7 separate regions of the Homo sapiens genome follow, and regions 1, 2, 3, 4, 5 and 7 are each linked to region 6. The links are chromatin loops, found by intact Hi-C in ENCODE. Cell type or tissue: IMR-90. All regions are shown on one strand.

Region 1 (4,000 bases), 220 kb before region 6:
GAAGGGAGGTCACTTACTGGAAACACAATGACTCAGGCGGAGCAAGGCAAGAAAGTTGGAATCACACTGCAAAGGTAGAAAGAGCTCATCTTCCTGGATGAAAGACTATTGAACCGTGGTTCCCATAACCCAGTGTGTTACCAAAGAGAAAGAACTCAGCCCTATTCCTTTCCCAATGTAACTTATATCCTACCAAATCCAGTATCTACCAAAAAACAGATAAATGCTTCAGTATGATACTATTCATATGAAACTACGTTTTCTTGGCCATTTACTTTGTTAGGCAACATATAGTATCTCATTTAATCTTTATAACTACCATACGACTATAATTCTCATTTGATAACCTGCATTTATTCCTTTAGACCTGATTTTTCTTATACATGTCATGGACTACTCCCAGAGTTAATTACTAAAAGAATGTTCTTAAATGAGAGTATTTAGTATTTATCTTGGAAAAAAAGCCTTCTTCTTCAATCCCAGAATTTTGAAATGAAGGCTTCTTTATGGAAGAATAAACTAACCAACAGAAAATCATTGGTTTATTCTTTCATAAATAGATGGGCCAAAATATTTTTGGTCTCCTCTGACCAAAAAAATTGTTAATAGCCTGAATGATAAGAAATGCATTCTTTCTTGTGAGTCTTTCTGAGTTTCTATTTAGTTAGCTGCTTTTAGGGTGTGTGCTTCTCTAAGAAATGTTATCTATCTCCCTTCCTATAAGGACAACAACTTGCAGTGGTGTGAAATTATTATAAGTCGAGAAGTATTTGCAGTAATTGCTTGGTGCCCTATAAAAACATACTGTAACTTTCAGGTACTATCCCTGGGACCTAGCTGTGAAATCAACTTTCATAACCCTCACGAATGCTTGTGTACCTGTTTACAACAAGTGGCTGTTTACAAAGCATGTCCCCATGGGTTGTCTCTGACTTTCACAGCCCCACCTCACAGGTAAGGGAACAGAAGATGACAGCAAGGAATCAATTAGCTTAAAAATTCACAGAGAGTTGTAGGGAACAATTGCCTTGCTAGCTGCAAGATATAACTAAATGTGAGGTGTGTTTTTTAAATATGACTTCTAGCTCCAGAACTTGTGCAGCTTAAAAGTGATAGGCAGTACCCAAAGATGCAGAAAAGAGGATCTTGTCCACATTTTAGGCAGGGGTGTAGAATTTAAATTTACATCCTTACTTCTCACTGAAAACTAACAGGTCTTAATTGTGATTAGATGAGAGACTTTTGGAAGAAACTAAGTTTCAGTTGGCTTTAATTATGCCTTAATCATGCTCATCTATTTCAAATATTAAGGAAGCTTGCACTGGAATGGGTAGAAAGGGCTAGAAAATGAAAAACAAAATGATGCCTACAAAGTGTCTTCACACCGCTTTCAATTTTCCAGGCATAATCTCTTCTTGAGGTTGGTGTCAAGCCAGGTGTCAGGAACAGCACCTAGCACCACTACAGAAAGCACCTACTAAACAAATTATTAGATATTACATACATTTGAAGCTGGAAGCACGCTTAGAAATAACCTAGTTTAAGTTTCTTATTTTCTGGATGAGAAAATTAAACCCCAGGAAGGCAAAGAGACTTGCTCATGCAGCTGAAGAAAAATACAAGGATCCCTAGCTTTGATGACCACATTTTAACACCATCTGAATAGAAAATATTTGTTTCTTTTCGGCTTCTTATCCTGTTAGTGCAGCTATTTCTCTATTGCTGCCTCAAAGAAACAAATCAGAATGTTTCTGTTTATTTTATAGGTAGTGTTCCAACCAGGGAGCTCCTGGATGCAAGGAACAGAGAGCCACTCGACCTAAGTGACCACCAGAGGGTGCCCACAGGACAGCCCGACAAATGGGGTGAGGTGGGGGGATGGCCCTGGAGTGTCTCCCTTCTCACGAGAAACGCATGTGGTATCACAACTGAGACTTATCTTTTGTTCCCATCAAGAAGTTAGAGGTCTCAGGTCTCTTCTGAAATGCGAGGTTGCACATCTGTATTGGGGAAGAAAATCTGCAACACGTGCCAACCTCGTGCTTAAGATGTATTTGTTTCGAACTCCTGCATGCTTGCTCTTCTGGTATCTGTCTCCATAAATAAAATGGGAAGAAATATGTCACTTTGATTTCCACACAGGCAGAAGAGAGTTGTGATTAGATGTCATGAGAGGGTCCACAGTTTCTGCTACAGGAAAGGTGATAGGGGGATTATAATATTCACCTTTCCCCAACTTGTTTCCTGGAACAGTTACCTAGTTGTCCCCAGAGAATCGATAATGGGTTTAGACAAAAACCCTGTGTTCCCTTCGGAAGACGAAATTCCTTTCAGAAGAAAGCCAGATCCAGAATAATCAATTAATTCCACCTGTATCAAAACTGTGACATGTGGGTAATATCCATTCATTCCTTCCCTTTGATAAACTAGGTTCATCCATTTGAACCTGATTTTTCTTACATGCCAGTAATTACTCCGAGAACTGACTCTTAACAGAAAATTTTTCAAGTATAATATTTGACATACACTTTAAAAGAAAACATTGTTCTTTAATCCCAGCATTTCAAAATGGAGGTTTCCTTATGAATATAGAACACCAATACACACGTCGACCATCAAAAAAGTGGTACCTACAAAGAGGTAGTCCTATCTTACCACCTCTTTATAGTCACATCTTCCACCCAACCCTCCCAACTCCGGGTAACCACTGATCTGTTTTCCATCACTACAGTTTTTGAAATGTCATGTAACCAGAAACATGCAGTGTGTTACCTTTTTGTGAGTGGTTTCTTTCGCTCAGCATAAGGCCTTTGAGATTCATCCAAGTTATCATATGTGTCAGCAGTTTATTCTTTTTTATTGCTGAGTAGCATTCCATGTATGGATGCACCAGAGCTTGTTTATCCACTCGCCTACTAAAGGATATTTAAGTTGTTTGTAAGTTTTGGGAAATTATGAAAATAATTGCTATAAACATTTATGTACAGATTTTTATGTGCACCTAAGATTTCATTTCTCTAGGGTAAATACTTAGGAGTGGGACCGTTGGGTCATGTAGTATGTATATGTATATATTCGATTTAAGTATATGTATATATTCAATTTAGTAAGTATATGTATATATTCGATTTTTCAGAGTGGCTGTACCATTTCCATCTCCAGCATCAATATGTGAGTGTTCCATACATACACATACTCAGTTGCTACACATCCTCACCAACACTTGGTATGAATTTTTTTTATTTTAGCCATTCTAATAGGTATATAGTGGTATCTCAACATGTTGTTAGTTTGATTTCCTTAGCGTTTCATGATGTTGAGCATTTTTCATGTGTTTCTTTGCCTTTCATAAATCCTTTTTGATGGTATGCCCAGTCAGGTCTTTTGTTCATTTTTTAAATTGGGTTGTTTACACATGATTATCTCAATAGATGAAGAAGAGGCCTTCAATAAAATTCAACACCCCTTCATGTTAAAAACTCTCAATAAACTAGGTATTGCTGAAACATACCTCAAAATAATAAGAGCCATATATGGCAAACCCACAGCCAATATCATACTGAATGGGCAAAAGCTGGAAGCATTTCCCTTGAAAATTGGCACAAGACAAGGATGCCCTCTCTCACCGCTCCTATTTAACACAGTATTGGAAGTTCTGGCCAGGACAATCAGGAAGAGAAAGAAATAAAGCATATGCGAATAGGAAGAGGGGAAGTCAAATTATCTTTGTTTGCAGATGACATGATCCTATATCTAGAAAACCCCATTATCTCAGCCCAAAAGCTTCTTAAGCTGATAAGCAACTTCAGCAAAGTCTCAGGATAGAAAATCAACGTGCAAAAATCACCAGCATTCCTATAACAAACAACAGGCAACCAGAGAGCCAAATCATGAATGAACTCCCATTGACAATTGCTACAAAAAGAATAAAATACCCAGGAATAGAGCTAATAAGGGAAGTGAAGAACCTCTTCAAGGAGAACTACAAACCACTGCTCAA
Region 2 (4,000 bases), 87 kb before region 6:
AATAAAAAATAAAATGGGATCCTATAAATTATATACATTATTTTAAAACCCAAACATTCAGGTAAATAAAATGTAAAAAGCAGGATGGTATATATACGATAGGATGGCTTTAGGGAAGTCTAAATCAATAAATAATGCTTTATGCTCAAAAACAACTTTTACTTTATAGAATTTTTGTAAGAAAGAAATAAAACCACAAAACTTTATTGTAGTATACTTAAAGGATTTAAATTAACCTAAATTTACATGAAGAAAAATATTTTATAGATGTTTTTCTGTATATACACATATAGATAAACTCACAACTTTTTAATGCTTTTTTTCTTTTTAATTTTATTTTATTTTTCAACTTTTATTTTAGATTCAGGAAGTATACAGTTTCTTAAATAGTCATTAATCATCTGTGATAAGGCTGCAATGTCACTCTTAAGAATTCTGGGAACTCTACCTACAGAAGAACAAGTTTATCCAAATATGCAGAAACACAGACATTCACAATCTAATAGAGCTATGTTAATAAGCTGGAGTAAACACTGAATTATCACACTAATTTTAGTGATTCCATATAAGCAGGGTCTGTTATGGAACTATATCCCGGAAGGGGCTAATAACTAAAGGACAAAAAGACCCTACACCCACAGAATTGCCTGACAGTGTAAAAATCAAGTGAAGAATCACTGTGAAATTCATTTTTTTAAAAATCTAAATTTCAAGAAAGATGTTTTCATTTGTAAGTTTTCAATTATTGCATTGTCACCAAAAGAGTACTAAATATAGCCTAGTCATTGGTGGTACACAAAACCTTAACTGAGAGTACAAAATATAGTCAAGACAGTAGTGGTACACAAAACCTCAATCTAGTGTGTAAACAAAAAGGTCAACATTAGAAGTAATGGTCAATCCGAAATATTTCAAAACCGCACACTTATTTTAGAGCCATTTGTTAACAAGAGCAAGTTCTACACATTCAATTGAGTGAACAGTATTGTTTTGATGGTGAACACCCTAAAGGAAGAAAAAGAGTGCCAGTAATTCAAATTTTTAATTTCCACAGTTTTTGTTGTTGTTGTTTTCGTTTGTTTGTTTGTTTTAGATGGGGTTTCGCTCTTGTTGCCTAGGCTGGAATGCAATGGCACGATCTTGGCTCACTGCAACCTCTGCCTTCTGGGTTCAAATGATTCTCCTGCCTCAGCCTCCCGAGTAGCTGGGATTACAGGTGCCCCCCACCATGCCCAGCTAATTTTTAGTAGAGATGGGGTTTTACCATGTTGGCCAGGCTGGTCTCAAACTCCTGACCCTTGGATGATCCACCTGCCTCAGCCTCCCAAAGTGCTGAGATTACAGGCATGAGCCACCACTCCTGGCCCATAGTTAAGCTTAATTATCAATTTCTGGGATAAATAAAAAAAAGAATCATTCACTTTCTTGACCCATCCAGCTGGGCTCCATCCCAGGACTCCTAAGCCCTGTGGTTGTTGCATGTTCATGTTAGTTAACGCCACAGCTCAGCGAAAAAACAACTGATCTGGGGACAAGCAGGTCAACTTGCCAACATACAACATTAGTACATGTGGGTTCAGAGCACTCTGCATTTTTCTTTCATATTCTAATTGTGACAAACAAGGCTATATAAGGTTTAAAATTTTGGCAAATGTAAATGAGGTTTATGGAAACAATATTCATGTCATGCCTGAACAAGGATAGTGTCTTCTACTAAAACCAGATTGGGATTTCATGTCATGAGACAAGTTTGTGTAGCAGTTCATCTACTGGCCCCTAGAGGCCACTCTCCATCACCCCTCAAAGATTTATGCCCCTGGCTGATATCCGTCCTGTCATAATACCTAGTTGACTTCATGGTGCATGGAGACTATCCTTCCAACTCCATGACTTCTCAATTTTTTTACCTCTTACTTTATTTATGTTACCCACTCACTCCCTTTATCGTCCCCTAGTCTTTGTGATTTCCCAGTAACATCACCTCTTGCGTGAACCTCACTTGCAAGAATCTCACTAACCACCCCTAACTGCACAGTGCATACCTTCTGGTTCCCAGACTCCAACAACCTCCCTCCCAAGTCCTCATTTTGGCCCTAAGTAGCCAAAGTCCATAGTCCATCATTATAATTAATTCTCTGCAGAAACCATCAGCTAAATTGGTCTGCTCTTGCCCCATCATACTCACCTGACAAAATTCCAACCATAATTAAATCTTACTCCATGCCTGCACCCATAAACCAAACTTTGCTGAAGATAATTACACTACCATGCTGACCATGCCTTCTTTAAATTCATGGTCACTATCTTCAATTTGGACCCTTAATGCTGCCTGGCAATACATAGGCAAGTACTGACCTATACTTTCTTGTTTTTCCTCAAATTTCCAATATTTCCTCCTCCATGGGAACTCTGCTGCTGTCTTTCCCTGGGAGAGACAGAAGCAGAAAGAACTTTCATCAGCCCCCACCACATCTTGATTCAAGACTTGCCTCCTGTTACTACAGATGAATTGCTCATGCTCCTCCAAGGTCAATAGCTTCACCTGTTGACTAGGTCTACTGCTTCTTGCCTCCTCAGGGACCTTCACCTCTGCCCGAACACACACATCATTAATTTGTCTCTTTCATGAATCATTGTCCTGTATTATTTGCTCTAACTTCTCATCTATAGAAAAACATACACATTTGTCTTCTATATAGACAAGAAAAAAACACTTTCCTCTCCAGCTACCACCCCATTATCTTCTTCAAGAAAGGAAAAATTCCTTCAAAGATGTGTCTGTACTCACTGTTTCCTATTTATCTCCTCAGTCTCTTCCCTTACCCACTCACACTGGGATTTGTATCCCCTCCACTTCATCCAAACCTACTGTGAAAGGTCATCTATCACCACCACAGGGTGCTAGTCAGTGATCAGTTCCCCAGTCCTCCTCTTACTGCTCATCGGAAGAGTCTGACCTGCTGATCGTGCTTTGCTGCTTTCTAGCACTTACTTCACTTGACTTTCAGGACTTCACAAACTCCTGGATTTTCTCCAGAAGCACCAGCCACTCCTCCTCAATCTCATTGCTGGTTCCTCTTTATCTCTTTACTTTACCTTTGGAATGTTCCAGAGCTCTTCAAGGTCTTCTTTTATCTGCATCGATTTTCCTGATCTCATATCATGTATCACTTTAAAATATCATCTGCACACCATTGATTCTCAAATTTATTTTAGCTCAGGCCTTATCCCTGAACTTGACACTTATATATGCAATTGCCTAATTAACATTTCCACTTGTTCATTTTATAAGCATCTTTTGAAACTGCTGATCTTTCCCCACAAGACTTATTCTTCCTGGAGGCTTTCCTAGATCAGTAAACAGAAACCTCATTTCTCTTCTTTGCCCAGGCCCAAAATCCTCAAGTCATCGTGACTCTTCTCTTTATCTTTCACCCTATATTAATTAATTAGCAAATCCTGTTAGCTTTACCTTCAAAAACTATCCGGAATCCAATCACTTTCCCATCTACCTCCATTACCCTGGTCCAAGCCACTACTATCTCTTAACTGAATTAGCCTAATAGCCTCCTATCTAGTCCGTCAGGTTCTACTCTTGCCTCCCAAAATCTATTGTCAGCACCCAAGCCAGAATGGCTTCAATAAAATGTAATTCAGGCCAATTTATCTTCTCAAAACTCTTCAAGGCTCCCATCTTATGATGGCTTGCAAGGCCTTGCATGGCCCTTACTACTTCTTCCAGCTCATCCGTAACCATCCTTCCCCTTGCTCACACTGCTCCAGCCACACAGGCCTCCCTGCCATCCCTCAGCCAACTCTAGACACATTGCTAACTCCTTTGCACATGCTGTTCCCTCTGTCTGGTACGTTCTTCCCTCCACTGGCCACATGGCTCTCTCCATCACCTTTGGATTTCTGCTCAAATGTCACCTTCTAAGGGAAACTTACCCTGACCATGCTCAAAAACTGCAAGCTTCTCTCCTGCATTTTCTATCCACCT
Region 3 (4,000 bases), 580 kb before region 6:
TTTGCTGTCTTCATTTGGAGGCTGACAAAGGCTAAACTATTTGCCACCAGTGTATAGTGATACAGTGAGATCAAAAAATAATCTTTCATTTTGAAACATACCTTTCATGTAAGTCTGAAAGTAAAAACTGAAACTAGGAGTTTGAGCTAGACTCGCGGCTTTGAGAAGAACCTTCTTTGTGAACCACTTTCATCATGAGATGTAAATCAAATAGGAGCCCATTATCCTTTGGGAAACTCTGAATATTGTCAAAAATCTCTAAATTCAAATGCATCAGAATGTTCTTAAAATGCGTACGGCATGGTTGTGGATGGTGCATCCTTGCAGAGGTTAATAAAAAGTGCAAAGTGATGTTTTCCTTCCTCTGGCAATAACCAGAGGCAGGACTTGGGGCTCTTTCACTCTGGAGAACATTAAAAACTTGGACTCTTTTCGGGACACAAATGTGAAAACCAGCAGGTTTTCAGTGTTCTAGCAGCTGTGCCCAAAGAGAAATCAGAGATAAATGGCAGCTGAGGAATTCTTTTAACAAGGAGAAGCTGGGATTGTATCTGTGAGCTTCTGTTTTGCACATTGTACTTACATTCCTTACGTTATTTTCAAGTACCAGCAGTGTCTAATTCATAGCCATTTTGGAACTGAGCTTAAAGGAATCTTCTTATCCACATTCTTTGGCAAAACAGACCAGAGAGAATAATTGTAGGAGATTGGTCAGGGTGGTGGGAGAAACTGTAGGAAAAACGCAAACCTTCTTGGAAGGCCATGGGGGTTTTGCAAAGCTTCGGGGAAGAATGAGCAGTTCTTACCCTGGGGCAAAGGGCGAGAAGTAGGTACAAAGGAATGCAGGGGAGTTTATCAGAATAGGTTGTTTACTCATATCTCCAGAAACCGGGCCTTTAATCATCCACGCAATTACCCACAAGTGTATTGACTCAAGGCCTTTGTCATTAAATCTACACTGAATAAATGCCCGCAGTGCCAGCTGGTCAGGGCCACAGCTGCTGACTCTTTACAGTACCCTCTTTGGGGTCTGTGGGTGGCCCTGGTCTCCTAGCCCACTCTTTCACTAGATACCTGTGTCTGAGTGCATTTGTTCATCTGTCATTCAGCCAGGGTCTGTGGGTCAGACCTGGCAAATAATTATGGTGTGAAGAAGGGGTCAGAAGGCCCAGGAGCAGTGGCTCACACCTGTAATCCCAGCATTTTGGGAGGCCAAAGTGGGCAGATCACTTGAGGCCAGGAGTTCGAGACCAGCCTGGCCAACATGGTGAAACCCTGTCTCTACTAAAAATACAAAAATTAGCTGGTGAGGTGGTGCATGCCTGTAACCCCAGCTACTCAGGAGGCTGAGGCAGGAGAATTTCTTGAACCTGGGAGGCAGAGTGAGCCAAGATCATACCACTACACTCCAGCCTGGGTGATGGGAATCTATCTCAAAAAAAAAAAAAAAAAAAAAAAGGAGGGGTCACAGACCTGAAGAAGGAGATAGATGGCGCCTCAGTCTGGAGCATGATGTGTTGAGGGCACAGATGGGCACATGGAACATTCCAGCACTCCTCAGGGTTCTCAGAATACCTGCTGACATCACAGAGGGGTCAGCTTGTAGACCACTGGACAGCAAAGGAAAGGGGACCTCTCATGCTGGAAATGGATTGGAAGCAGAATAAGTCGTTTTTTCAGTAATTGTCTAGGCCATGTGTATTAGCCAAAAATAAATTTAAATCTGTAGTTAAATATTCTGTTTCTCACAGATATCCTTTAAAATACATTAAAGGATAGCATCATATTGTCCAAAATAATAAGTGGGTTTTGATGTCTTTTTCTCTGTTCGCAGGCCACCTCTCTTTGCCAGTCTTGACAAATAATTTCTTAGTGAAGCACCTATTTCAGGCTGAGCCACAAGATGTCAGCCTAAGCTTAGTCATTTTGAATTTTCCTGGCCCTTGAAACAACTACATTTTTTCACTTTTATGACCAAGAAAAAGTCTGAGAAGCTCACGACCCCTCAGGATTAGGTACAGAGACCACAGCAGCTGCTTGCCCTGGGAGCTCTTCATGCCTGTTCTCAGCCATCTTCAGTGAAGATTTCACAGGATAACCCAAACTGGCTCCTTTCTGTGACACCACCCAGGGAACTGCATTCCAAGTGTGGGTGTACACGGATCTCCACCATTGGTCCTTGCTCTCTCTCCTGTCCCATCCTTTCTCCCCTTCCTCAGTTATGCTCTGGGGCAGGTGAGTAATCCTGCATGCCTTCGGAGATGTCCATTTGGGAATGAGATCCTACCTTTCCTTTTCCCAGGCACCCCCAGCCTTATGAGGGATTCCCATCACGTGGCTTTAGAGATGAGAAGGCATCTTTGCCATGAACTCTTGCTTCATCAGGTTGAAACTCACTCTTCCTGTGAACCCCCCACTTCTCTCTATTCTTTCACATGCTGGGAAGGGGACTGCAGAGACCTTTAGGGATAGTACAGAGGATGTGTCTCCTCGTGGCCAGCCCAGGGCAGGGACTGGACCCAGTGGTTTGCAGCCCTTTTTAGAAGGTTGGCATTTAACTCACTTTGTCCTTAGGTTTGGTTCATTGTCATCAAGATGGAGCGATGATGAATGTCCTCCTCAACATCTTTTACATTTTACACTGATAACAGTTATTAGAAAGAACAAAGTTGGACTTGTGGATCAGTGTGCAGTACTAGAGAAAAGAGGAAAACTCTAACCTATTTTGAGTACTTACTTTTTTTCATCTAATTGTCACAAGACAGTGAAGTTGCTATCACCTTCACTTGATAAATGAGGAAAATTTGAGCTCAGAAAGTATTCAGAAACTCGTTCAGGGTCTTAGAATGAATGAGTGAGACAGAAACACAAGTCTGTCTGATTCTAGAGTCCTGTTTTTTTCTTTCATTCTTTCCTTTTGAAAAAATTCCCTTTACTACTTCTGCATTTGATACAAAGTGGTATCTGGTAAATGGGCCTGAAAACTTTCTAAATAACTAGTTTTAAATAATCTCTGTGGAAATTTATACAAACAAAAAACTTCCTTGAAAAAGTATAAACTCCCTCTTCCAGTAGGCTACGACAGACTCTCAAATCATCCGCTTCAATCATTTAGAGCTGCCATGTGCCTTTGGCCTCCTGGTTAAAACTACATAGTCAGAATTGGAAATACAGGTAGCTATTAGTAGGAACAAAGACAGTGAATGTCCAGGACAGAACTGAGCTGCATTTCTAGGTTTGAATGGAACCAGTAATAAAAGTCCAAAATAAATGATCACCTCCACCATTCACTCTTCTATGATGGGTGTAATGTATTATTTTTTCTTTTTTAAAAAAAATTTTATTTTAGGTTCAGGGGTACATGTGCATGTCTGTTATATAGGTAAACTTGTGTCATGGGGGTTTATTGTACAGGTTATTTCTTAGCCCAGGTACTAAACCTAGTACCCAATAGTTATATTTTTCTGCTCCTCTCCCTCCTCCAACCCTTCACCCTCAGGTAGGCCCCAGTGTCTATTTTTCCCCTCTTTGTGTCAATGTGTTCTCATCATTTAGCTCCCTCTTTTACATGAGAACATGCAGAATTTGGTTTTCTATTCCTGTTAGTTTGCTAAGGATAATGGCCTCCAGCTCCATCTATGTTCCTGTGAAAGACATGGTCTCATTCTCTTTATGGCTGCATCATATTCCATGGTGTATACATACCACATTTTCTTTATCCAGTCTATCATTGAAGGGTATTTAAGTTGATTCAATATCTTGGCTATTGTGAATACTGCTGCAGTGAAATATGCATGCATGTGTCTTTATAATGGAACAATTTATATTCCTCTGGGTATATACCCAATAATGAGATTGCTTGGCCGAATAGTGGTTCTGGTTTTAGCCCTTTGAGGAATTGCCACACTGCTTTCCACAATGGTTGGACCAATTTACACTTCCACCAACAGTGTGTAAGCATTTCCTTTTCTCTGCAACCTCCTCAGCATCTGTTATTTTT
Region 4 (4,000 bases), 150 kb before region 6:
CACTACTTGGGCAATGTAAATATGGTATATGGTACTGTGAGACTGTATTGTGAACTGGGTAGTACCTTACATCCTTGCATTGTGAATTCTTGCCTGACATGATAATAGTCACCCTCAGCTTTCTTTTTTTTTTTTTTTTCTTTTTTCTTGAGACGCAGTCTCACTCTGTCACCCAGGCTGGAGTGCAGTGGCGCGATCTCAGCTCACTGCAACCTCCACCCACCAGGTTCAAGAGATTCTCCTGCCTCAGTCTCCTGGGTAGCTGGGACTATAGGCGCGTGCCACTACACCTGGCTAATTTTTTTTTTTTTTAGTAGAGATGGGGTTTCACCATGTTAGCCAGGATGGTCTCGATCTCCTGACCTCATGATCCGCCTGCCTTGGCCTCCCAAAGTGCTGATTACAGGCATGAGCCACTGCGCCCGGCCACCCTCAGCTGTCTTTTAGTGCCACAAACGTGATACACCTTAAATGACTAAGTCCAGAGAGAAAGGCAAGAGAAGGGCTGGGGAAGTGTGTCTGGTTGGTTTTTATTGCCTTGTTTCTATTGTGGGCTTTTACATTTTTTTCTCTCTTAATGAGTTGACTCAGGAGACACTGCCACCCACCCCTATCCTTTTCCCAGAAGTTCCCTACCCATCGCTTTTTAAGAGCTGTCTTTCAAAAAGACACAATTTGTGAATAACTATATTCTAAGCATTCTTTGTGTGCAGCATTAAACCTTGGAATGTAGTTAACTGCTCTAAAAATAGAGTTTGGTCGTCAGACTTCATCCTGAAAGCAGATGTACTCAACTAGCTGACAGTTTCACATGAACCTTCTTAATATAGTCTAGAATAATGTGTATATTTTATAGAATAAAAATCCATTAACTATGGGTGAAAAGATCTGGGTGCCCACTTACTAAGCCTGTGTGATATTGGACAACGGAAAATGAAGACTGGGTTAGATGGTCTCTAGAGCATCCTTTCAGAGTTTGGACAATCTCTGATGCTGACTTCATTTAGCTTGTGTATACATTGTTAATGAATCAAAAAAAAGTATTTACTTCTATTTTCTCATTGTCTTAAATTAAAAGTATTAAATAGGCCAGAGCAATTTGAAGATACAATTCCCGAGTTCAGCCAACCAATCAGAAATATCAACAGAATGAGAAAGGAATGCCATATGTTATTTATCTTACTGTGTGTCGCTCATACCTCATTCTCCACGTTGAAAACAAGGATGCCAGATGAAACACAAAGATGACATTCGGGTAAATTTCATTGTTAGCACTGAAACAGGGATATATACAGGGCAAAAAGTTCTATTGTTCTCACATACAAATATCATGTCTAAGGAGCCTTAAAATAAGATTAAAATGCTGTCTGATGAGAACAGCATATTCTTCCAGCCTACAGGCCACTTTGGTTCTTACTATCACCAGGCTCACTGACACCACACTTCAGTCAGAGGCAACATCAGACAAGAGTTCCCTCCTATTTTTAGGTTAAAAGCCCAGTGAAGATACTCACATAAACATGGCAAGCCCCACAGTAACTATTATTTCACCACTCACATGGAGAATTATCATGAATATTCCCTCTTGCTACAGGTGATAAAAGTGCTCCATTATTTAACAAATATTTATTCTGCAAGTTATTATGGGGGAACAGAAGAATGAAACATGGATCTCGCTCTAAGTGCAATTATGTCTTTGCAGGATGCAGAAACTAGTTCTTTGTGAAATCTTAACAATAAGTCCCTATATTTGCATAATGCTTTAGTTTCCATAGCACTTTTGCATCAATGAGATCCCTCAAAATACCATGTCAGACAGAAAGATGTATACTATACCTATTTTTTTCAGATGAAAAAAAAAATGAGACAGAATGATAATGTGGTTTGCTTATGGTCAGAGAGGAAGTGGAAAAATTGAGATGTGAATGAAAGCCTCTGAACTCCAAATTTAGGGCTATCTTGACTCCCCCTGAAGACTTACCATGAAGGAGGATTCTAAATCTGGCTCTGTTAAGAGACATGCCTTTAACTGCAGGAGGTTTTCAGGGTGAATCAGAGCTTGCTCAGGAAAGCTACTGGAACAAATCTTACCAACAAATTTCAAGATGATTCTGGGACTCAGAGAAATCGGTTTGAGCCTCAACTCTGCTGTTGATAGATTGGATAGTTTCTGGATCGGGAAATCACTGGCTCTCTGGGTTTCAATGTCTTTTTCGGTAAAAGTGAAAAACTTCAACTCAATTATATTCAGAGTTCTTTCTGATTTTGACATTCTACGGAGTTTTACTACTGAGGGTTTCCCTTCAGGTCTGTAAGGGGAGGCTATGGGTCACCATTTCCTTGGTCAAGACAGCCCAAGGGAACTGTCTTTTCCTCTTCATAGGGAACCTGGCCTCAACATCCTGATGATTTGTACTAGGTGAAACCCAAAATGTCATTTATGGTCTTCTGGTTGGTAAGCTGCCAGATAACATGAATCTTACTATAGTTTGAAAAGAGCATCTTCTATTTGAAAAGAAATGAAAGGCTAACACTTAAACTATCATTAAGAATGAGGCTACTCTCCATTTGTGTAATGGACAATTTCCTGAGAATCTCAGTTAATCTGTCAGTGAGGAATTTTGGAGGGGAAAAATACAAACCACCAACAACTGATTTGAAGAAAGTTCTCTTTGTCAAAATCTTGTGCTTCCTGACTTACTGATCCGACCCATGCCCCCAAAGAACTGTTAAGGCACGGAGACCCAGAAAGCAGCATTTCTCAAGCTGACTTCTGCTGGGTCCTGGCAGGTGCTCTCTCTTTAAAAAAAAAAAAGCGGGGGGCAGTGCGGGAGCATGGGCAAAAGCTGCAAGTGTATTGCTCCACCTTGTTCTACCCTTCTTAGAGCCAGACAGGCACATGAGCACAGAAAGGTTCAGACATCCTGCATTCAAAAGACCTGTGTGACTCTGTCAAAGTTAGTTCATCCCAAATGTCAAGGAATGCCTTCCTTTAATACTAGCTGTACCTGGAACTACTACAAAAAATATGCTGAAACTTTCCTTTTATTTTACTCCAAAACGTAACCTCACTTTCCTTTGCTGATTCTTCCTCATCTCCCCAGCAACTAAATGTTGGAATGTCCAAAGACTCAACAGTTAGACTACTTTTCTTCCACTCATTTTAAAGAAAAATGTCTATGAAGTGTTTTGGATATAAAGTGAAGCAGCTGGTTGCACTGGAAATTGAGGTAAGAATAATAACTCCATAGATCAACCTCCTCCTCCAGTCGCCACTCCATTTCTTTACTTCCATTTACAGCAAAGTTATTTGAAAGAGTTCTCTACACCTATTACCTCAAATTCTTTCCTTCCATTTTCTCTTTAAGCCCTCTATAATCAGCTTTTTGCTTTCACCTCTCCACCAAAACCCCTCTTTATCAAAATAAGAAATGACTTCCAATGCCAAATCCAATAGCCTGTCCTCAAATCTAATTTCACAAGGCCCAGCAGCAGCATCTGATAAAGTTGATCACCTGCTTCTCCTTGAAACACCCTTTTCCCTTGTTTTTTAGGACACCACTCTCACCTGGTTCTCCTCTGACCTCTATGATTATAACTTTTCAGTCTCCCTGGTTGCTTCCCCAACTTATAAGTACAAAATTTCCCCAGGAATCTTTTCTCCTGTCTGTGTTCACCTCCTTGGTGATCTCATCCAAATGTTTTTTAAAAAAATGTTTATATGCTGAGATTCCCTAATATGTATCTCCATCTTAGTCCTTTCTCCTAAACTCCAGACACACATATCCAGCTACCTTTTGGGCCTCCCCATTTGATGCCTAACAGGCATCTTGAAATTAACATGTCCAGAACTGAGTTTCTGCTACTTCCCCTCAAGTCTTTTCCCCCAACTTCACCTTCTTCCTCACCCTAGTAAATGGCAATTCTATTCTTCTGTTTAGGCCAAAATCTTAAGAGTCATCATTGCCTTTTCTATTTCCCTCATATCTCTATCCAACCC
Region 5 (4,000 bases), 280 kb before region 6:
AATGAAGCTATTACCAAAAAAGCACCTGTCAGTGAAGAAAGTCGTTGGCAGGGCTTTGGAATTTTCCAACAGGTTTTACCCAGCTTTGAGCTAACAGGTAGAAGGATAGAGAGAAAGGAGAAGATGTTCTAGTCATTGCAGATAGAATCTACATTTCATGCATTTGTGAACCACTGGATTTTTATTTAATCTCCCCACCCTCAATTTGATGTTTTCAGCATTTGGAATAAAGTGGAGTTTTTTTTTTTTTTGAAGTTAGTGTGAAATAATTTCTCCAGAACAAGTGTCTCTTTAGGATTCCATTCCGAGGAAGTCAGAGCTGAATAGAGTGAGAGGCTTTCTGCAACTCTCATTCTACCTCACCATGGTCATTTCACAGAATAAATAACCAAGGTCCTATATCAGTCAGCTTTTGTTGTGTAACAAACCACACTGGGTTCACTAGCTTAAACCCGCAAGGATTTATTATTTCTCATGACTCTCTGGGTCAGCAGGGTGGCTCTCATAGCCTGGGGAGGCTCAGCCAGGGCTGGATGGTCTAGGACAGTCTCCATCTGAGTGACTGGCCATTGGCAGGCTGGTGAATCTGGTATAAATTATCTCTGCTGCACACGTCTCTCACCATTCAACAGGCTAGCTTGGCCTTCTTCACCGAGTGTTCTCAGCATTCCAAAGAGCAAAAAAAAATAGGCAATCCTAAGGCACAAGTGCTTTTCAAGTCTCTGTTAACTGTTGTCCCTTTGGCCGCAGTAAGAAGCTCAAAGAAGGCCAGGCACAGTGGCTCATGCCCGTAATCCCAGCACTTTGAGAGGCTGAGTTGGGTGGATCACCTGAGGTCAGGAATTCAAGACCAGCCTGGCCAACATAGTAAAACCCCGTCTCTACTAAAAATATAAAAAATTAGCCAGGTGTGGTGGTGGTGGGCACCTGTAATCCCAGCTACTCTGGAGGCTGAGGCAGGAGAATCGCCTGAACCCAGAAGGCAGAGGTTGCAGTGAGCCGAGATCGCGCCATTGCCCTTCAGCCTGGGCAACAAGAGGGAAGAGTGAAACTCTGTCTCAAAAAAAAAAAAAAGAAAAAAGAAGCTCAAAGAGTGTGGAAGCAACTACCTGAGGCGTGGATCTTTAGAGAAAAGAAGAATTTGTGGACATTTTTGCCAACCAGTCTACCATAAGTGCAGAGGTGCAATAACTTACCAAAGCTCACAAAACAGGAAGAGGCAATGCTGGGACCCAGACCCAGACCTTGAAACTCCTGGCCCCAGTCCTTTCCACAGTACCCTGAACCCTTTTCAGGATTCCAAGGTTAACGTCCAATGACCTTTGAAACCCATTTTAGAAGTACTTGGAGCAGAGAGATTAGCAATAGGTTTCAATGAGGGTTCTTAACTTTAGTGTTGAGAAGAATCCATCTCCTTAATTAGGATAATAACTTGGCAAGGGTCCCTAGGCCACCCCTACCCCAGACCTCAGCTTCTGAACTCTGCCATCCATGTCCTTTGGCTTAATTTCCAGGTTCTCCCTCTCACCAACAGAACACCAGCCTTGGCCTGGGCCTTATATCCCCTCATTCTATGCAGGGAGACACAGAATCACTGCAGGAGATGTTCGCCTTCTGGTGTCCTGTTCGACACCCGTTCCCTCTGGTCGTAGGAGGACTTAGATACTTGGGCCTTTTAGGTGCACTAATGATCTGGTGCCTCTTCAAATTGGGTCCTGGAAACCGAGTCCTAGACAGTTACCACTCTGTTTTCTTTGCCGGTAATGGAGAAAGCACAACTTGGAAAATCACCAATAATCCACACTCATTAAATATTTGCTCAAAGTTTGACTTAAAGGGGTGGCTGAACTCTAACAGGGCTGAAGAGGAGGGATGGAAGCCCCCTGGTGGCCACTGGTGGCCTGGCCTTTATAGCCCTGAGCTGGTTAGCTGCAGCCTGGAAGGCTGATAGAAAGCCTTGCCCTTAACTGGATGCTGAGGATGGCTGGCCTCACACCACAAGGGCTTTATCAAAGTGGTTCTGGAAAGTATGATTTCTCCATCTCTCTACATTTGCAGGGATGTTTTAGGTGATGTGTGAAGGGTTTGTTTTTCTTTTTCTTTTTTTTTTTGGCCTAACTCACTTTCCACTCGTGTACTCTGCTTCTTACATGTTTTCTTACACTTGAAAGAATAATTTATCCTTCATTTCAGTTCATTCTTTAGCCTAACAGGACATAAAAGAAATCGGTCCTGGAAAAGCTACCACTCTGTTTTCTTTGCCAGCAATGGAGAAAGCACAACTTGAAAAAATTCACCAATAATCTGCACATTTTCAAGATCAAAGCAGTTTACAGAAGTATTCAAGACACACCAGTGAAGTGTTGATCTCCATTTTGTCAGCCGGCCCCAAGAACCTTCAATGAGGAGAGATACACAGGGATGGGTGGCCCCTCCACCTCAAAGCCAGCTCCCTACCCAAATGCAAAGAGTTGCCCATTCTTCATTTCTTCTAAAGCCTGAGATAATAAACGAGGTCACTGCCAAGCCCTAAAGTAAACATCGTTATGATACATTCTGCCGCCATAACTAGGGATTCCTCAGCTATTAGTCAGACCGTGACAGCAGGCTCCATTCCCAAACCAGGACTGAGACCCTCCTGAATTCTTGAGCCCATGATGTACCTGTGTCACTGGCTCTCAGGGCTGTCGTCAGAGTGCCCAGCAAAGACTGAAGCATACGTATGGCCGTTTCCCCTCTGCCAGCAATAGTTCCTAAAGGGGCATTGCACTGTCATGCTTGCTATAAAATACGGCCATTGACATTTGCTCTGTTCCTGCTGCCTGAAGGGGAATGATTGCCATCATACACAGGCTTCATGAGAGCAGCAGCTGGTCAGCCTTGTCATCTGTGTCTTCACAGTGCAGTTTTTCCCCAGTGCATCCTGGCTGCCTCTTTCCAACACTTCTCAGAATAAGTCCCAACAAGCCCCCCACCACCCCCTGCTTCCACTCCTAGGATCGTGGTCTCCATCCATCTTCCTGAGCACTAAGAACAAGTGTGCCCCTTCTAGAAAGCCGATTTTATGGTCTAAAACTCACTTTATTCATTCTCCTGGTTTTCTCATCTTAGGAGTGCTTGCTCCTCAATCATGTTAAAGATAATCAGTGTGCCATTTTCTTCTTTTATCTCTTCAAATGGCAAAACTTTTGCTCTTCCCTTTGAAATACCACTAGTGGCATTCTTGAACTTATTTTTAGATGTGTGGAACTGTTCCAGACAAAATCGATGCTCGGCACAGATAAAGCCCCGAGTGTGTTTATTGTGGGTAGAAGAAAATGGAGTGTTTGAATGTGGAAGGCGCACAGCCATGTGCCTGGGTGCAGTATGGCTTCCTTTCATCTGGAAAAAGGAAACAAGCATTGTCGATAATAATATGCAGATGTCCAGCCCCAAATGAGGATATATTGCTAATTAACTATATTGTTAGTTTGTTTTAAGGAGAGAGGCTGTAGTGACATTAATTATAATCTCTGTTGTTTGTTGTTCAAAGTCTATGAGACCAAATGCATTGCTAATAATATCTTCTTTAATATCTTCAGTAGAAGATTCCTAGGGTTTTTTTGTTTTTCTTTAGAATCCCACATAAAAGCCACATTAGGGGTAATGAGGCCTGTAGCCTGAGCCTAATTAAAATAAAATCTAACTAGGCCCTCGTTACCCAATGATAACTTTAGCCATCATTATCATCAACTAGTACTTATTTGTTGCCCCCTGAGCTTGTGAAACTGGGGGAAGGAGGAGGGAGTTTGGAGACTGAAGACAGGGCCTGTTCTTTGCCTTTCAGAAATTTGCCAGCCAGTCTGCCTTCAAGAAGTCTGCCTGATTGTGTTAATCTGGGGAATAGTTACCAGTTTTTGCCTTAAAGAGAAAAAGTACTAAACTTTCCTAGACAGCCACAATTTGTTACTGATTTGTGCCTCTTCTGGAGGTTCTGAAAGTGGTGAAATCAACCCTGTTC
Region 6 (4,000 bases):
ATTTATCTTCTCTGGATAAAATTACACTTTCTCTTTTAAATACGAGAGCTCTGCCAGCCTTTAAACTGAGTCTTATAGCAGTGGGGAGTAACAGATAAAGGACTGGAAGGTAACATGGACAATCTGGATTCTATTCCTGTCAATGAAACACCATAACAGTTGGGATGGGCCACTTAACTTGGATTTAAATTCAACCCTTTCCAGACTGTAGAAAAATATTTAATGTTGACTTAATACAGTAATAAGTTACCTTATTTAACATGAGATTTTTTAAGTACAGCGTATCTATGCATATCACCAAATGGCCATATAATTATGAATATACCCACAAAAATAGAAACTGTTATTCAAAATCATAAATACATGACGATTAAAGATAAGCATATTGAAAAGCAAAAAGAAAGAAATAGTACCTATATACTCTTTATCCTTTCGTTCCTCAATAGATCTTATTAGAAAGTAAAGAACTGAGAGAGTAGGAAAGGAGTTAAGTATATTCTAGGATATAAAATATAACCTAAATTATGATAGTGCCATATCCTAGAAAATCGAATGTCATTCAAATTAATCTCAGTGATGTTTTCAGAGACTCTAAATACCCAAAGCCTGTGTTTAGTTCAAATAGCCACAAGGATGGGCCATTCATACATATTTCAAAATATTCCCCTCATTTGGTCAGAAGTACGATAATACAAATAAAAGTAGCATGATATTCAGGGGGACTCTAGCTATGGTCATAATTCCTCTATGGCCTATTTTACTTTGCTAAATTCTGCAGACAGTTTAACTTTATCAACTGACATTCCCCCACCAGGAATTACAAGCTGCAAAAACCAGCGTTTGGTTTGACCAGCAAAGTGTAGTTTGGTGTTACACATTTTTTTTTAAAATATCTTACAATGGAACACACATGGCCAGTCAGCCCCACTCTCTTCTACTTGTCTACCTCTCTAGACCTGTCTCACACATTTAGGCTGCCTACCTGCCTGGCACCCCTGGCTTCTGAGTTTGAAACCACTGTCCTGCAGAAAACCTACGGTGCAACCAAACTCATCCATTTGCAGGCCTCTGAACCCAGGACTTTTATCTTTCTTTCTACCCAGACATATAAGTCTGACCCTTTATCCAACATCCAGCTTAAATTCCTCCAATTCCATTAAGACTGCCATGTGAAACTTAGCAGAGCTTAGAGTGATTTCTCCATCCAGTTAATTCCTGTGGCTCTCACTGATGATTTTGTTCTTCTAACACATACCAAATGGCATGATTTCTTTTTATTGTTTAATTCCTTCGGATCAAATACATAAAGGGCAGGGACTAGGTGCCATATCCTCTATTCATTCTCTAAGATCTATTTAAAAGCCTGTACATAAATAGCATTCAATAAATGTTTGCTGGTGATAATGTTGAGGCCAAAGGTTAAAAAAAAAAGGACTGGAAAAGAAAAATTAAAGACTGCAAGAAGCCATGACTTCTGGTGGAAAAAACACCAATCAAAGCCCATGCACTTCTCCAAATGACTAGCTGGTAGTTCCTCAAGCTACACAAACTGATGAAGCAGTGAAAATAGAGCACTGCCTGTTTCTTGGGCTAATAATCCAAAAAGGATATTTTACAAACCTCAACACTTCTTCACAGAAAAGACAACAATGCTTACAAAATAAAAATGCTCTTAGCACAGCCAAAAAAAGGCACAATCACAAGCTTCATAAACTTGTCTGAGCTCACAAGGCAATTCATATTTCCATTCTGTAAGTCCCCTAGCCCCCCTGGAAAATCACACATCCAAAATAAACATGTGCTACAAAATAGATAGGAATTCTTGTGATGAGGGTCCATTCCTTTTCTTGGCGGTGTGGGGAAGACATGGTCTAGAAGTTCATTTGTAAACAGGCAGTTTTACCTGCATTAACAGGAAAGGCACTTGGTCAAGTTTCTCTAGATGAGCACGCCCCCTTGTGGGCACTTCCTGACTCACCTCTTTGGAATGGCCAGTGGAGATTGTGGGCTGTTTCAAGCTATTATTTTTCAACATTCATTTCCCTCCCTTACTTACATATTATCTTACATCTCTATAATGTTGAGTGAGCATAATAATATTATTTGGTAATACTTCAGATAACCTATCCCTTTTATTTCCCCAAATACAAGCTTATTGTTAAAACAAGCTTAGTTTTTAGACTAATGCATGTTTGAAGCCCTTAAATAAAAGATTTTAAACCTATTGGAAGACTGCAAAATTTACTATTAAGAGGAAATATCATTATATGGGTTTTCTCTTTCAAAATTAATATTCAAATCATCAGCTGTAGATGCTTAAATTAGTAATGTCAACTGAGTAAAGGCACTATTTCTAGAGACTGTGATAAGGATAAAGTAACAAAATGCTCACGCTTCTATGGACATACACAAACAAAATAACCACATACACCAACCTCAAAATGGCAAATGTGTAAAGCAGATAATTCAATTCAATTAACACTTATTAAGTACCTGTCATCTGTGCCAACTAGAAGAAAGAAATTTGATCTGCATGGCATTGGAGCTAGCTCATAAAGGAAGAGTTGAATTAGAATTTTCAGGAAGCAAAGAAGTAGTTAATATTCCATTATTAATTACTGCTTATCCCATTAAGGGAAGGAATATGAACAAAAACTTGGATTTGAGAACTCTCAGCAAATAAAACTGAAAAGAGAAATATATTTGGTGAGAAAAAAAGGTAATTCCAGAAGGAAGATAATGGAAAAGTAGCTTGTAGCTAGGTTTCAAGAGGGTTTATAAAATTCAGCTTAAAAGTTTGGGTTTTAACCCACAGACAGTAAAGATTCTATTAAAGTTTCTTCCAGGAGAGAGACAAAACCAATGCAGGTATTTTTAGGGAAATGTATCTTCTGATAGCACACAGAATTAAAACGGAATAGAGCAGGACTAGAGGCAAAGAAGCCAGGCATGAAGATACTGCAACAGTCCAGCCACTGAGGGTGAAAAGACAAAGGCTCACTGGTAGTATGTCTACTAAAAAGAAACAAGAAAAAAAAAAGTAGTGCATGTATTCATTAAATGTTTATTGAGCATTTATTATATGTCAAGCTGAGAAACCATGGTAAATAAGACATACAATAGCTGTCCTCCTGGAACCTCATTCTACTGGAAGATAAAGACATCAAATAACCACACTAATAATGACAGAGAGACAATTGGAGCAGCACAATAGCTTAAAGAGAGAGAAGAAGGAAGGAGACAGGCAACATTCCCTGGATCTGGAATCACAGGTGTGAAGACCTTGACACAGGAAGAATCTTGACAATGTGACCCGGAGTGAGATGGCAAAAGATTGGAAAGACAGACAGCCATGTCTGCTCCCATAGGGTCCTGGGGACTCTGTTGGGGAGCCTATACTTTATTCTTAAGAGCAGCTGGAAGTGAGTTAAGGGTTCAAGCAGGAGCATGACAAAATCAAACTGTACTTTTAGAAAACTTCAAGAATGCTGGGCAGAGAAATGACTGAAAGGGCAGGGCAGTTGTGGGCAGATAGGTAGGAAGCTAGTGCAATCATCCAGGAGAGTGAGTGGAGCATGATTCTAAACATGCTGAGTTAGACTGTGATGGGTCAAACAAGTGAAAATGTGTAATAGGCAGGAGAAAACAGGCAACTGGAACAGGTTGGGACATAAAAAAAAGGAAATGGAAAAATACATATAGATTCATCCATTCAAATAAACCTTCATTAAATAGCTGCTAATGTGTCAGGTCCTCTGCTGGGCAGGGGAAAATAAAGAGCAAGGAGCCTGACTTGAGAGAACTGGCTGCCTGGTGAAGGTTTGACTGTGAACAATGAAAGTGACCCTGAGGCAAATCCTGGAAGCAAAGAGGAAGAGCTGCAACTCCAAGAAGGGAGTTCTAGACTACCTGGAGGAAAACTAAATGAGTGATGCTGGACATGAAGTCATTAACTGAATTCAATCATATAATCCCAGTTCATCTAAAATGTTCCATGTTT
Region 7 (4,000 bases), 430 kb before region 6:
TTAGTTATTAGGGAGGCTGACCCTATGCTACAAGTTGTGGGTTTTAAGAGTTTTAATCAAAACGGTGGCAGGAATGTACTTTTAAGAAATATTCTCTGCAAAAAAAATTCTTTCCATAATGTTGCATACACCATAGGTCAAATCCTGCCATTCTCCAATATCTTATCAATATGCCTTAAAAATTCTGATCTGCTGGGATTAGACTGTTAAGTGAGTGTTGGCCCTGTCATTCTAGTGCCAATATCACCAAGAGGTTTGTGGAAAAAAAAAACAAAAAAAAACAATAAATATTTGAGAGAAATTTAAAAGGAGGGAAAGGAAAGGGACAAAGAAAATCCAATATTCAAACCTGGGTTTGAGAGATAAAGGAGCCAGTTATCTGAACAATGAGAGGATAGCCTTGTCCAAATTCTGACACCTATCTCAGACAAACCTACACCTGTCCCAAAGAGCAGATGTGACAGTGATGTTGGCTCAGCCTAGGATGCCACACCAGGCCCAAAACCAGTGCATGCAAGTGGTATCAACAAAAATCCCCACTTTCTTACCTATTGTGATGAACAGGAACAAGAGTTCAGACTTCTGGTAAACCAGTTAGACAAACCAAGAAGTGCAGCAGAAAACAGTCCTCTCATTGAAAGCTCATGATTTAAAACAACAGATTTAATTCTGGCCACTGGCCCTGCCATGAAATGCACAGATGCTTAAAATGTTCAGAGTTTTAAGTGGCCTTTACCCTTCAATAAGCACTGCTTTCTTTCGGGCTCAAAGCATTGTTTTTCATCCCCTCTTCACTGGCCTGTGGGAATCAGCTGGGTAATGCTAAAACCATTGGGAAAGCCCAGGATCTTACAAAATTCAGCTAAATCTGGTGAAAGGTTAAATGTTCCCTTCCTAGACTGTCGAAGCAGTAGGAGCAGAGGGTCTCAAATTTAGGAGCTCCCTGATCCTGGCTACATTGCTCTGTGAGCTTGTGGTTTTGTGATTACTTTAGCAGCAGTTCTGAACTACAAAATTTTTAACGAAGCATAACTCTACTTCCTGAACCAAAGGCACCTGAATAAACCGAAGCAAGCCAATTCTTGAAATGTTGTCAAATTTGGTGGATGTCACATTTTTCCCCCTAGAGTAGCTTCATTTGATACCCACTTTAAACAAAGGCTCGCGACTAGCAGAAGTAAACACCAGTTCACCATGATTCTCTCTCATGCTCTCCATTCTGATGTCAGCTAGAGTATTTTTAAGATGTAGGCGTTCTTGTCCACACAATTTCTATTCATTTGGCATAGATACTGAGCAATTGTGAAAATTACCATTATTTACATTAATCGGGATGCAGAAAAAGTATGTACATCTGTTCATTTTCTTATCTCTTAAAATGCTCATTTTATGCATATTTGGATACAGAGGGTCGCATTGTTCATTCCCTCTCCTCTCCCTCCTTTTTCCTCCCCACCTTTCTCTGTCTTCTCTTCCCTTCATGTTACACTGCAGTGTCTAAATTTACCACTAGATGGCAGCAAGAATTAGAGCGTGTCTGGCAGAGATTCGTTAGCCTACGCTGAGATCTGCCCTAAAACAGCAAGATGCAAAACCTTGAAAACATAGGGGCTGTTTCCAAGACCTGGGCGGTGAGCAGGAGGGCATTTGAGAAAATGCCTGTATCCCTGATGACTTAAAAATCAGTCAGATACACACCTGTGTGGAATGATTTTGGTCAGACTGTGATAAACCTGGGTAAACTGGCTTCCTTTCGGCTTAATGAGCCCATGATTTGATGGAACTTATGTATCCGTTCCTTTGTACCTTTAATTCTTTTTAATTATGTTAAGTTTCATTATGTATAATTTCAAGTCAAACATATATTTTATTCCTATGAACTTCAGATAATTTTGTGAAGAATTTTTACTTTGAGTCTGTTTAAATTAGGATTCGGCAAATACTAAAGATTTTTGTTTGAAAAAACTACTTCTACTAGTATGTTTAAATAATTAAGAGTAGAGTTTTCAAACTCTGATAACTGTACTGTAAGACAGATAGATAGGTAGATAGATAGTTGATAGACAGATGAATAATCTCCCAGATACTTCCCGTATATCTCAAATTCGGGGATTATTGCAAAATAGCTAGGATTCCAAACCAATGTATACAAAAGCAACAAAATTGAACATAAAAAAAGTTAAAGTACACACATTCAGACTTGCTGTTTTTCTGAAACTGTGTATAATTTCAATTTCACTGTTCTCATAGGGTTCTCAGTAAACCCTGAAATTTGAAAATAATCAGTTAGCTCCAAAAATCTAGAAAAAAGAGATAAAAACATCTGGCTCTTAACTCTCTTTTTAAGTGATGTTAATATTGGTATAGAGGGGCTGCATTCCCAGTAACAGTGTCTAGGAGGTTCTGGAAATCTTTATGGAATGGGTCAAGGTCAGAGTTTTATATATTAGCAACCAGATGAGACATGTAATGAAACACATTTGAAAACAAGGAGAAAAAAATGGTTTAGTATGACGATACTACTAGAGGAAACAGAGGTTTTGTTTTTATCTCAGAGCCTTTTCCTCACAAAGTGTCCTACAAATTCCCCTCTGCTAATTGGAAGTTGCTGCCAGGCTGTGATCCCCACTTTCCACCTCAAGGAAACTGCTAACAGTCTGTCCAGAGCCAGCAGAGTTTTGCTGTTTTGCTCACTTTGGGTTTGGAGCCGCTATAGATGCACAGTGAACAGCCTAACATGGAGGAGTCTGTCCTTTCAAGACCTTCCTGATGAAATTCCAGATCACTACTTCTCTCCACCTGTCAGAGCTCCGTGCCATGAATGGCTTCTTTGAAGGAAAGCCTAAGCTGATGGGACTAGGTTTCTTATTTTTATTCTTTCACATTTGTATTGATCCTGTTGCTGGGAAATGTGGTCAATGCCGAAGACCCCAAACTTTTCCCCAGGCAAGGATCTTGAGTCCACCTGCATGCCTGGTGCCGAACACTGGCTCCCACAGCCTCCACAGGCTGACCAGAGACTTGCAAATGAATGAAGCGATGGTAGCCCTTGTAACTGATAGGTTGCAGGGCTGGAATTCTGGAGAAGGGAACTGGGACAGGGCAGACAAATTTGGGGTGAGCATTAGCCCCAGAAGCCTGCATGCCAGCCAAAGCCAGGTCACTCTAAAAAGTGAGCTCTGCCCTGCACACTAGGCCCTGGCTGTATTTAACATCCCTTTGAAGTAAGCAGGGGTCAGGGAGTGAGCTCTAAGATGTTTATTCTAAGAGTCTCCTGTCTGATTTCCTCCCAAAAGGCCACCCTTGCCCTTGAACTTCAGGCCTGTGTGTAGAGAAAACAATCAGGGTTTTGAACTTCCAAATGGACGTGGAAACCTCGATACGAGGAGACCTCTAACCCACCCTGAAGAAGACACGACCCAGACTCGCCTTGCAAAAGACCAAAGCCACCTCTTAACTCATGGCTCATAGCACCCAATGGGGGAACGAGAGGGGGAATTAGTAGCCAGGAATCAAGGCTCTCCCTGACACTCTCCAGAAGTTACTCAAAGAGCTCCATTTTTTGAAACACACAAGCAAATAAACTTCCATCCAGAAACTCAGACCCTGAGAGAAAGCAAACTCAGTCCAAAAAAAATAAAATTTTGGGCAAGATAGTCTTAACATTAAAAAGAACCAGTGCTGCACCGATGAGGTATTTATTCAAACTAAGAAGGCTCATGACCTTGACTTTAAAAAATGTCTCAATCTGTGAATTAGGGTTGGGGACATTGGGAAGAGCCCTTTTCAAGATCAAAGGAAGTTTTGTTTTACTTCCTTGTCTGATCTTTGTCAGTGATGGTCCCCAAGCTAAGAGACAATTGCTACACTTGTCCCTGAGAATGCAGTTGAGTAATACCCTATATGCTTTGAGGCCCCTGGCCACCTTTCCTCCATCTCTAAAACCCGTCTGTTTTCCATTAGACGGTCAATATTTAGCAGGCCACCACTAGGTATCCAC

Evidence for each region. Peaks named below come from ENCODE experiments on the same cell type or tissue, not always from the same donor. Only the 100,000 strongest peaks of a DNase experiment are listed, where the experiment ranks them.
Region 1: it touches region 6 in a loop (9-fold over the local background); 27 of 110 quality-filtered maps call a loop at or near these places.
Region 2: a loop joins it to region 6, with 7 times the contacts of the local background. A loop is called at or near these places in 26 of 110 quality-filtered maps.
Region 3: a loop joins it to region 6, with 14 times the contacts of the local background. A loop is called at or near these places in 10 of 110 quality-filtered maps.
Region 4: it touches region 6 in a loop (2.3-fold over the local background); 6 of 110 quality-filtered maps call a loop at or near these places.
Region 5: a loop joins it to region 6, with 4 times the contacts of the local background. A loop is called at or near these places in 4 of 110 quality-filtered maps.
Region 7: a loop joins it to region 6, with 8 times the contacts of the local background. A loop is called at or near these places in 69 of 110 quality-filtered maps.

What each region holds. Positions count from the first base shown.
Region 1 is chr20:13,323,300-13,327,299 of GRCh38, forward strand. It overlaps a transcript of TASP1 not described here and a transcript of ISM1 not described here. Among named protein-coding and RNA genes, the nearest start is that of ISM1-AS1, 86 kb to the left of the region's middle. In IMR-90, a CTCF peak has its summit at 1,840 (motif pointing right); no DNase peak of the experiment used is centred here; H3K27me3 peaks cover 288 bases.
Region 2 is chr20:13,457,275-13,461,274 of GRCh38, forward strand. All of the region lies in intron 11 of TASP1 (taspase 1), which reads right to left. Among named protein-coding and RNA genes, the nearest start is that of TASP1, 180 kb to the right of the region's middle. In IMR-90, a CTCF peak has its summit at 1,776; no DNase peak of the experiment used is centred here.
Region 3 is chr20:12,968,563-12,972,562 of GRCh38, forward strand. No RefSeq gene overlaps it. Among named protein-coding and RNA genes, the nearest start is that of LINC01722, 18 kb to the left of the region's middle. In IMR-90, a CTCF peak has its summit at 1,904 (motif pointing right); no DNase peak of the experiment used is centred here.
Region 4 is chr20:13,395,571-13,399,570 of GRCh38, forward strand. All of the region lies in intron 13 of TASP1 (taspase 1), which reads right to left. Among named protein-coding and RNA genes, the nearest start is that of ISM1-AS1, 160 kb to the left of the region's middle. In IMR-90, no CTCF peak of the experiment used is centred here; no DNase peak of the experiment used is centred here; H3K27ac peaks cover 170 bases.
Region 5 is chr20:13,260,366-13,264,365 of GRCh38, forward strand. All of the region lies in intron 1 of ISM1 (isthmin 1), which reads left to right. It also overlaps a transcript of TASP1 not described here. Among named protein-coding and RNA genes, the nearest start is that of ISM1-AS1, 23 kb to the left of the region's middle. RefSeq lists a silencer at 1,757-2,051. In IMR-90, a CTCF peak has its summit at 1,899 (motif pointing left); no DNase peak of the experiment used is centred here.
Region 6 is chr20:13,544,769-13,548,768 of GRCh38, forward strand. All of the region lies in intron 8 of TASP1 (taspase 1), which reads right to left. Among named protein-coding and RNA genes, the nearest start is that of TASP1, 92 kb to the right of the region's middle. In IMR-90, a CTCF peak has its summit at 1,961 (motif pointing left); a DNase peak (open chromatin) is centred at 1,953; H3K27ac peaks cover 201 bases.
Region 7 is chr20:13,118,189-13,122,188 of GRCh38, forward strand. All of the region lies in intron 8 of SPTLC3 (serine palmitoyltransferase long chain base subunit 3), which reads left to right. It also overlaps a transcript of TASP1 not described here. Among named protein-coding and RNA genes, the nearest start is that of ISM1, 100 kb to the right of the region's middle. In IMR-90, a CTCF peak has its summit at 1,511 (motif pointing right); no DNase peak of the experiment used is centred here.